Regions from separate parts of the Homo sapiens genome. Here region 2 is linked to region 1. A link is an interaction called in ENCODE POLR2A ChIA-PET data of the cell type or tissue named here. Cell type or tissue: OCI-LY7. All regions are shown on one strand. Links, peaks and the distances in the headings refer to the core of each region. The heading gives the core; the rest is flanking DNA. Region 1 overlaps ERAP2 (endoplasmic reticulum aminopeptidase 2). Region 2 overlaps LNPEP (leucyl and cystinyl aminopeptidase).

Region 1 (5,387 bases), core at 8-5,007:
GGTCCTATTTTATTATTTCATGCTGCATGTTATGTATGCCCCTATTTAGCATGTAGGCAACTCTGTCTAGTACTGTTAACTCTCCCCTGACATATTACAAGTTCTTTGACAGTAGGGGAAACACCTTTGTTTACCAAGGTATTCCTACAGTGGCTATCACAACAGCATGTGATGAGTGTACAATATTTCGAACTAACTGGGAATAAAATAAGAATTAAGAAAAGTACCAACTTGGCAATTGACCCTTGAATAACCAGTACTTAAGGGCAACTGCAAATGAGAAAAAATGAAGAATGTGCTAAGGCTCTCAAATGCCTTTAAATGATCTTATGAAAAATAACAGCAACTAATTCTTCTCATTCTCAAGTTGCTATTGACATGTATTAGAATTGACTTTATGTGACACAATGGTGGGCAAGATATTTTCAGTAATTTATTATTTTAATACTACAGGGCCCTTTGGTGTCAGAAGAGAGTTGGTCAAAATCTAGGACCTTTAGGGGAAGATTGATGGGGGACTTTTCTTAAAACTAGGAACTAGCTGTGATATAATTGAATAACTATTGGACTTAGAAGACAAATTTTAAGTACTGATTTTCTCACTGACTTGGTGACTTTGGGCAAATCTGTCCCTTAGTATCAGTTTTCTCACTTATAAACACAGAGTAATGATGATTACTTTATCTTTTGAGATGATTATAAGCATGATGTGACAAAAAATAACACAGGAATTTACACTGCTGGCCTAAAATGATCTGGTAATTGCTGGCCAAATTTTCTTTTTAACTCCCACCCTCTACTGCCAGTATGCACACCAAATGATAGATTCTTCCGTGTTGGAGGGGAGCTAAACTGATGTCTACAAATATACATACATGCACACACACATGGCAAGGGAGAGGGAAATGGAGAGGGATGAGAGACAGAAGCAACACAATACTTGGTGCTGAGAAGCTTAAGCGGAAGCATGGAGAAAGTGTGTCTGGACCACTGACGGTGGGTGATGGAAATGGATAGTAAAGAGCATCTTTATATGTTTTTTGTTTGTTTGTTTGTTTTGTTTTGTTTTAAGACAGAGTCTCACTCTGTCACCAGGCTGGAGTCCAGTGGTGTGATCTCAGCTCATTGCAACTCCGCCTCCTGGATTCAAGTGATTCTCCTGCCTCAACCTCCCGAGTAGCTGGGATTACAGGTGATCCACCAGACCTGGCTAATTTTTTTTTTTTTTTTTTTTGTATTTTAGTAGAGATGGGTTTTCACCATGTTGGCCAGACTGACCTCAGGCAATTTGCCCACCTCGGTCTCCCAAAGTGATGGGATTACAAGCATGAGCCACCGCACCAGGCCTATAAGTATTTTTGTAAGTAAAAACTATGTATTTGAATATGTCTCAGGATTTTCAAGAAATGCAAGTAAAAAATAGGAGCTGTGAAATAATTTTTGATTGTTGGATTTTGTTTCTTTAACCACAAAATCACACATCAGTTGGACCATAAGTGTGCTTTATAAGGGCACAAAAATATCAAATGAGATAATCAACATGAAAGTGCTTTTTATTCTTTAACTTTGATTTTTTATTTATTATTAATTATTGTTATTATTATTATTATTGAGACAGAGTCTCACTCTGTCACCCAGGCTGGAGTGCAGTGGTGCAATCTCGGCTCACTGCAACCTCCAGCTCCTGGGTTCAAGTGATTCTCCTGCCTTAGCCTCACGAATAGCTGGGATTACAGGCAAGCACCACCATGCCAAGCTAATGTTTGTATTTCTAGTACAGACGGGGTTCCACGAATTGGCCAGGCTGGTCTCAAACTCCTGACCTGAAGTGATCTACCCACCTTGGTGTCCCAAAGTCTTGGGATTACAGGCGTGAGCCATTGTACCCGGCCATGAAAGTGTCTTTAAACTGTAAACTGCTGCAGAAATATTAAACAATATTATTACTGTCCCTGGGACACAAGTGCTTGTAAAAAAGAAAGGATCTCTTCTGTCTACAATGACTTAGGGTTCTTCTAATTACAGGTATGAGTTCTCTGGGTCTAATGGTTCTATAAAAAATTATTTTCTTTGCAGTTGGAAATTTTAAAATATTTTAATAATTATTAGAATCATCTGAATTAACTGAATTTTTCTGCTTTGCCTTTCCTATTATCTACATGAATCCCAAAGACAGACCATAAGTTCTTTAATCAATCATTAACTGCTTATTAATCACTATTATAAGATCAACATATGCTAGGTGCTATCACATTAAAAAAAGAATAGACACAATTTTTGTTCTTAAGCACATTATCATTATTGAACTAATAAAAACAATAAAAGAGGGTACTATTATGTGGAACAGATTATAAGTGCACTGCTAAGAATTTAGCAGACAGGCAAACGAATGAGGGCTGGAACAGTCTGTAAGGAGGAGGTGAAATCTCAGCTGGATCTTAAAAGTTGGGTGGCATTTGAATTGTTGGAAAGAAGAAAGGGCATTTCAGCTAGTAAAGGCACTAGAAATATAGGCACAATGATCTAGAGATTGAGCAAGATTTCTTCTTATAAGAGAGAAGATTAGTTTTGCTCAACAAATATATACACATTGGGGAATACAGTTGACAACCTTAAAATTTGCCAGAGATTAGGTGTTATATGGTAGAAATTACAACATTTTAAAGATTTTAGATCAAGGGAACATAAAAGTGTAGGATTAGTCGTAGAAGAGAAACCAAAGAAAGTCAGGTCAAATAGTGAGCCCCTGGGGCCACCCCAGCGTGACATCCTAGTGTGGTGTTAGAGGAAAAAGGGAAGTGCTGCCTTCTATAGACCATGACAACATAGCAAGCAGAATAAATATGGTTGACTGACAATATATAGCTATTTATAAACATTCACAATTATTCTGTTACTTTCTAGATTAAATAACAGTCTATCGTTACCCAACATATGACTTACATTTGACAGACTGCTCCACAAGTCATCATTCTTAGCATTTCTATAGCTGAACTTCTTTAAGTACTGAATTATTCCTTTCTGGAATTTCTCCTCACCCAGAAAATCCTTGAGCATATTCAAAATACAAGCTCCCTTTAAAAAAAAACAAAAGAGTTGAAAAAAGAGATAAAGAAAATGGTAGTATGGTATGTTTTTAAAGGAAGCTTAAATTTTACGGAACATGTGTGATGTCTGAAAAGTGAACAAATAAAAAGTGAAACAAGTAGCAGGAACTGGCACCAGTGACTTAAACTGCTGATTCTATAGTCATTATTACACTTCTGAAAGCAGAGCTTCCACCTGCACCTGATATTTACTACCTTGTTATAGGAAACTTCATCAAACATTTCCTGTATTTGAGTCGGGGTTTCCGCTGGTTTGGAGATAGGGCGGGATGAATTCAATGAATCTTTTGTAATTACTTCAAAACACACATTCAAAAAATAGTCATCCTAAACAGGGAGAAAAATGTTTAGTTTTAGTTTCTATTTGACACTGTAAAAGCAATAGAAAACATAGTAGGTTTAGTAAGATGTTCTTAGAGGTAAGATTTCAATCGATATTTCTTGGGAGATGTTTCTTTTCTTGTATGTATTCCCCTTTGGCCAAAGGGGAATACATCTTTTTAAAGTTTCTCTACTTTAAAAAGATACAAATCCAATATTCCTTCAGACATTGCCTGAATGTTTATCATGTACCAGCCCTTGAATACAGAAATAAAATAATGGTTTCCATTTAGTGAATACTTGTTACGTGCCTAGACCTATCATCTGCAATCCTGTCAACACCTCTGCAAGGGAGATATGGTATATGCATTTTACAAATAAGAATATATAAAGCTTTGGCATTAAGCCACAAATTCAGTACATACACAGTAACAAGAAGAGCCTAACTTTGAATCCATGTCTGTCTATAGTGTACTGGACTAAATATATATCCCAAAGACCTAATTAACCATTACTAACCACCTTGATATGCAAATTTGTGTAGTGTTCAGACCACTATATTCGTTTTTAAAAAAGACGTACCTGAAGAAATCCCTTCACACATTTTGGGGAAGCCAGCAGACCCTTTGGAAATTCTAGAAAAGTACACCCCCAATGATGTTGATTTCAGGTTACATGCCGAGAACTCTCTATAGTACCTAGTAGCCATGAGCATTCCTGTGCAGATGTATACAAACAGTGATGTTCTTTCCTCTCAACCCACATACACAGTTCTACATTTGTATTAGTTTGCCTTCTCTCTTTACAGACTTTGGGGTGACAGATTTATGTTGATTGTTTTCTAAAACCTTCAATGTTTCATCCAGTTCTGTGATCTGTTTCGTGTATCAAACAAAATGCCATATGTTCAAAAACCACAACATTATGTAGTTTTTCTGTTTAACATTCACTTGAAATTTTAATAGTGAATTGATGATTCTTTACACCATATAGTATGATACACAGAATTGTGAACTTACAAATTGCAGCTCTGGATATGTAGCATTAACAGCGATAAGTTCCATGTATTTTGCAAAACCCTCCTTAAGCCAAATATCATTCCACCATTCCATTGTGACCAGGTTGCCAAACCACTAGGAGGTAAAAACTCAATATTATTAGAAGTTAAACAAATAAAAATTATTAACTTTAGCAAAAAATACAATAGTTACTAACTTTTTTTTTATTAGTTAGGATCTCTCTTCTCTCTTTGCTACCCTTTTCTCTCTGTACAATTTTCTTCTACTGATTTCCTTGCCTTCTTATTCTCACCACCACATTTTTGCTTGGTTTTCTTTTTTCTTTTTTTTGTGTGTTCTCAATGCCCTTAACTCTTCGACTTTCATTCTATCTGCCCAACATTTCCTAGTTATTAGATTTAATATTAAGAAAGAAAATGGAACACTTTATGGAGGTAGTTTTTTTCTTTCCTGCCCAATAAGAACAATCTCACCTTGTCCTTGATATATGATGATGTTCAAGGGAGAAATATAAATCCAAGTGTCCTGGGTGAAGTTATCTTTTTATATTAAGTAGCAGGTACTTAGGAGAATCATAAGAATTCATTTAGGGCTCTCAGGTTGTTATATAATATTACTGAAGAGCAAATTCAGTTGTTAACCTCTGCCCCTGACTTACTTCAGTGGGCCACTAGAAACAATAAAGGTCTAAGATTTAAAAAATATATAAATCAAATAAAAAGGATGCATAAATATAATTGACATATTTACCCTTTACCTATATTTGATCTGTATTATGCATTTTAAATATTACTATTCTTTTATGTGCTTTTATGTTTTATTTATTTAGTCTATATGCCTAATACTGCACATCTAGTGTATGTCTCTAAGATTAAAATCTCTAGACGGACCAAAGCTTCAACAATAAGATTCTAAGATTCAGAAGAGCCTGGTTATAGTT
Region 2 (5,387 bases), core at 285-5,284, 72 kb before region 1:
ACAAGAAAATGTGAACCCTAAGTAAACAAAATCATTAGAAAGCAATCTTAAGGTGGTCCAGATATTGCATTGTATTTAGTGAGTCTTTAGAGTAGCCATTATAAATAAAAAAGAATCCCTGAAGAAGACGTGTTTTATTATTTTTCAATTGTATCCCCATCATTAAGCAGGAAGATGTATTTTAAAAAGGAAAAAATGAGAATATGTGAATAGATGAGACTCTCCGTGGGGAAATCAAGACTAAAAAAGAACTAAATGAGAGGGAAAAAAGAAAAATCTAGGAGAAAAAGGTTCAATAAATAAAATGAAAAAGTTACTAAATGGACTTAATGGCAGATTGGAGACAGCAAAAGAAAGAGTCCATAAACTTGACAGATCATTAGAAATTACCAATTTGAAGAACAATGAGACAAAGGATTGAAGAAAAATAAACACAGCATCAGGGATCTGGGGGACAGTATCAGACAGTCTAACATGTATCTAACAGGAGCCACAGAAGGAGTGTGAGAATGCAGCAGAAGAAAATATCTGAAGAAATAATAGTTAAAATATTATTAAGTTTGATGAAAAACACCACTTACCAGATCCAAAATGTTCAGCAAACCCCCAAAAAGATAAATACACACACACACACACACACACACACACACACACACACAAATAATAATGTCTTAAGCACATCATGGTCAAAACTGCTTAAAACTAAAGATAAAAAGAAAACCTTTAAGAGAACCTGGAAACAATGCTACATACAGATGAACAACAGTACATACACTAACTTCTCATGTCAACGGTGGAGGCCTGAAGATGATAGAGCATTTTTAAAGAGTTGGAAGACAAAGAAAATTCTAAACTCAACTTTGCACATACAGTGAAAATATGCTTCAAAATCAAGAGTAAAAGACATTTTCAAATAAATGACAGCTTACAGAATTCATTTAGAACACATTTTCCTCAAGTAGATGTATACTACAAGAAATTTTAAAGGAGGTTCTTCAGGATGAAGGGAACTACTACCAGACGGAAACTCAGATCTTCAGGAAGGAGAGAATACCAGAAATAATACATGTTAAAATAAAAGGTGTACATTCTTTATTCTTCTTATAATTTCCTTAAAAGACTATCTTTAAAAACTGTATGCTTAAAACCAAAAAATAAAAGACAACAAAAGCACAGAGAATACAGAAGTTGAGTAAGAGAAATTAAGCAGAAAGGAAGAAGGGTCAGGTATAGAATGTGAAATGGTACAATACTGACTATACACAGACTTAATGATGCATATTATTAATCCTAGAAGAAACACTGAAAAAGTGATTTTAAAAAGATGCATAGTTAAGAATCCAATAGAGAAAATAAAATGAAATACTAAAATTGCCCACTTAATCCAAAAAAAATGAATAAAGGAGAAACAGATAAACAAAAACAAAAGGAACAAATGAAAACAGTGGCAACATGGTAGACTTAAACCTGACCTATGCATTAACTGTAAATGGATTAAACATTGTAACAGAGACTGTCACAATGGGGACAAAACAGCAAGAAACAACTATATACACTGTCTGTAAGAGATGCATTTTAAATTTAGACACAAATAGATTAACAAAGAAGAATATTTTATGATGATAAAAGGAGAAATTCAGCAGGATATCAATCTTAAATATGTATACCTAATAACAGTGTTTCAAAAAGAAGTTTTTTATGAAGAATAGAACAAACAAAAACATCCACAACCATATCCTTTCTCTTCATAACTGATAGAACAAGTAGACAACAAATAAGTAAGGTCACGGAAGATCGGAACAATACTATTAACTAATTTGACCTGACATTCACAGAATATAAAATCAAACAACTGCAGAAATACATATGAAACATTCACCAAGATGGAATAAAGCAAAATAAAATAAAATAAATCACAATCAACTTCAAAAGACTGAAATATGCTTTTTAGAGACTTTGTTCTCTAAACACAATGGAAACAATTAAAAAATCAATTAGTAAATTAGGTAAACAATCCCTAGATATTTGGAAAATAAAAACAAAAGACTTTAAGTAATCCATAAGTCAAAGAAGAAACCACAAGGAATATATAAAATATTTGAAATAAATAATAATAAAAACATAATATATCAAAATTCAAGAAAATTTATTGCTTTAAATGCCTATATTGGGAAAAGGTTTAAAAATAACGACATTTCCACCCTAAGAACCTAGAAAAGAATACCAAATTAAACCTAAGTAGAAAAAATAATAAAAAAAAAACAGGGCAAAAATCAACAAAATAGAAACCAGATAAACAACTGAAAAATAATGCAAAAAATGCTGCTAGAGGGCAGGAAAGTAGTGTGGACGGCTCTAACTCATATTCTCCTAGAAACTGGCCCAAAAATCCACACATACCATTGTCCTGGTGCATCTCCAAAACCAATTTTTCACTTCTCAAAAGTCTAGTTAGGTAATTTAAAGGGACAAATCAGAACTGGGTCACAGGCTAGAGACAGAGATCTTTTAACAAGCCCAGCCGTCTTACATCTGTCCCTCTTTCAAGACTATCTGGCAAACACAAAATTATTTAGCCAGTAATAATACCAGTTATGCCCAAATTTAGAAAAATACAGTATGTTCTCCCTCTCCTTTCAAGTAAAAAGCTAGGGAAATTTTCTTTGTAAATCCAAATATTTAAAATGAACTACAGAACTGCTATTTAAAGGAAACTTCTTATGAGCTCATCAAAAGTTAAAAAAAAAAAAAGCAAGCATTCTTAAGCAAAAAACTACTTAACATTCATTTTTGTATTTGGATTTCTGTATTTCTTTCTTAAAAAGGGAAACTCCTTTTAAGTGTCCACTTAAATTTTAACTGAGTTTTTCTGGATAGGAAAAAAAGCCCTCATTTTGAAGTATCTGATTTAAAATTCTTACTTCATTTGAGGTAATCACAATTCTGAGGCTCATTTTGCATAAATATAACCATTCTGCAGTTGTTCAGGTCACAGCTATGTGAAACAAATCTCCACAGCTAGGATCTTTGTTCTAAATCTAAGAGACCCAGTGGCCCTGTATATAAACAAACTAAATTGGTCCTCAGCTCTCAGCCATGCTTCCACAAATCCCTAAAGCACATACAACCACGCACAGTGCCTGCTCTGCCTCTGAACAGCATGTGAGACCATACACATGTTACAAACATCTTGGTTTCTCTCAAGCATGCATGGCAGCTATAGCCACTTCACTTTGTCCCCTTATCCCATCCTCTTCTCTGCAGCCCATAGGCTTTTTTTCTCCCTCTTTATTTATTATACCGGTCCAATGTAATCTTTTCAAATTCCTAGTTTCTTTCACCTTTAAAAAAACCAATCCAACTATTATTGGAACAAATGTCTTACTCTGACCAATTTTCCTACTCTCCCTAAAAGAGTACGCCATACATAGTAAGATGTACAAATGTTCTCTTAAGACAAAAAGGTTATAAGAACTGCAATAAAGAAATCCTTAAATGGGCCCTGAAAAAAATAACCCAGAAGACTTCCACAAATATTATTATATTCACTTTCCCCCCAGGGTAAGTCCCTGGACAATCAAAGAAAAACAACTTGATTTATAGTAAACGACACTATCTAATAATCATTCTAAAAGTAATCCTGCCAACTTGGGGGATTATCCAGTACAGGCTTGCTTCTTGGTAGCCACTGTACATAGAGTTTTGTTTATAATTAGACTGTGTAGTGTTAATTATGCTGGTTGCCCTGCCAGTATCCTACAGAGGCTACAGGAGGAGATCAAAACAATCATTCCAGAATTATGAGTCACTTCACTCTCTCCCCACTACACACCACTGGCAGCCCCTCAACCCTGGAAAAAGGAAATTATGCACACTATTTGCCTATACAGTCTTTCACATTTAGGATGAAATATTGAGTTCCAAAACCTGCTCTACATTTACTTTTCTAGAATAACGGATACATTTCAATCCTGGTAACTTTTTGCTGTTCAAGAATTAGAAGTTGAGGATAGAAGGTTTAGGAAACTCTCAAGGCCCGGTTTATGCTGTAGAAAAAAAGAATTTCTGCATAAGTAAACTGCAATTATAAATTTTGCTCCAAATATGAATAATTCCTCCAAGGAGAGGTTCATAACCTCATTCATCTTTGTATTCCTGGTGCCTAGCAGGGAAGAAACCTGCCATAAATGTTGAAATGAAAGTAGCAATAATCTAATATATTAAAATGAAGTATAAACAAAAATTACCTCCATGTCCATGCATAAACTCTTCAAGGGCTGAATCCAGGTTTACTGGAGGCTTGGAATAAGATAAAATTCATACACTGTCTATAAGGTTAACAAGGTCCTTCTAATACCTGCTGTGGGGCTGGATCTTAAATCAGGAGGACTTAGTAGTATTTCAGTGACTATGGGATCTGAGTCACTGCCTTTCAGTTCTACTAGACACTGATTCTTGAGAACTACTTTTTATATACTTACTACTTTTCCTCTTCTTTCCTCAAAGCTGGTTGATAATTCAAGTCAATTATGGTTTAGAAGACATAAAATATAGTGAAGACGCCAGGCACAGTGGTTCATACCTGTAATCTCAGCACTTTGGGAGGCTGAGGCAGGAGGATCACTTGAGGCCAAGAGTTTAAGACCACTCTGGACAACACAGTGAGACCCAGCTTCTACCAAAAAAAAAAAATAATAATAATAGCCAGGCTACAAATTGTAGCTGTCATCCAGTACGTTGAGTTTTACTGTGTAAATGCAGTATAGTACATGAACATGGCCTTTAGAGACACTTAATTCTTAGGGATGTTTTGGGAGCAGTTATAGTGTTTTTATATCAAGGCAGCCATTTGACAAATGTCTTAGAAGTCAGATGACTTAAAATGTAAAATCTGTGTGTCAAAATCTCTGTGAAACAGATAATATCTAAAGTTCCACTATACCTGAGGGTTCTCCACGGACATTGTTCCAGCTGACCCTAAAAGACGTCAAGAGGCCAGAGTTGTTGCTTACGTAAGTGATTTGGTATTTTTGGTGTTAAAGGCAAAACAAGGTTTCTGGACTTTTCATATTTTAAGAATTTACCTACTAATGTGTGCTGTGAATGACAATGAAACATCATTTTTAAGGCATGAGGGGGAAATTATGCTAATGAATCTTAAAGAGAAAGACTAGTGTGCTTTGCTGAAAAGTTAAAGACACGTTTATTGTCTTATGATTTTGAAGCTTCTAACCTAATTATTTAATATAATAGCAATGAGCTCTTTATTAATAAAGCACTTCATAGTTTGAAAAGTGTTGTGACCCACTTATCTTATTTGACTCCTACAATAATATAAGTAGACAGGGCAGTTATTATCCACATTTTACCTTTGAGAAAACTGAGGT

What was found. ChIA-PET counts read pairs that join two places held together with the same protein. Peaks named below come from ENCODE experiments on the same cell type or tissue, not always from the same donor. Only the 100,000 strongest peaks of a DNase experiment are listed, where the experiment ranks them.
Region 2: POLR2A ChIA-PET joins it to region 1 with 6 read pairs; 6 of 35 experiments call an interaction of 5 or more read pairs at or near these places.

What each region holds. Positions count from the first base shown.
Region 1 is chr5:96,894,420-96,899,806 of GRCh38, reverse strand. ERAP2 (endoplasmic reticulum aminopeptidase 2) reads right to left here. Exons shown (of 19, transcript NM_022350.5): 7 at 4,448-4,561; 8 at 3,303-3,434; 9 at 2,944-3,075. It also overlaps a transcript of ERAP1 not described here. Among named protein-coding and RNA genes, the nearest start is that of ERAP2, 21 kb to the right of the region's middle. RefSeq lists an enhancer at 2,622-2,681. In OCI-LY7, for the core only: CTCF peaks have their summits at 2,646 and 2,846; DNase peaks (open chromatin) are centred at 2,786 and 3,256; H3K4me3 peaks cover 1,515 bases; H3K27ac peaks cover 1,720 bases.
Region 2 is chr5:96,966,618-96,972,004 of GRCh38, reverse strand. All of the region lies in intron 1 of LNPEP (leucyl and cystinyl aminopeptidase), which reads right to left. Among named protein-coding and RNA genes, the nearest start is that of LNPEP, 33 kb to the right of the region's middle. In OCI-LY7, for the core only: no CTCF peak of the experiment used is centred there; no DNase peak of the experiment used is centred there; H3K4me3 peaks cover 2,833 bases; H3K27ac peaks cover 2,466 bases.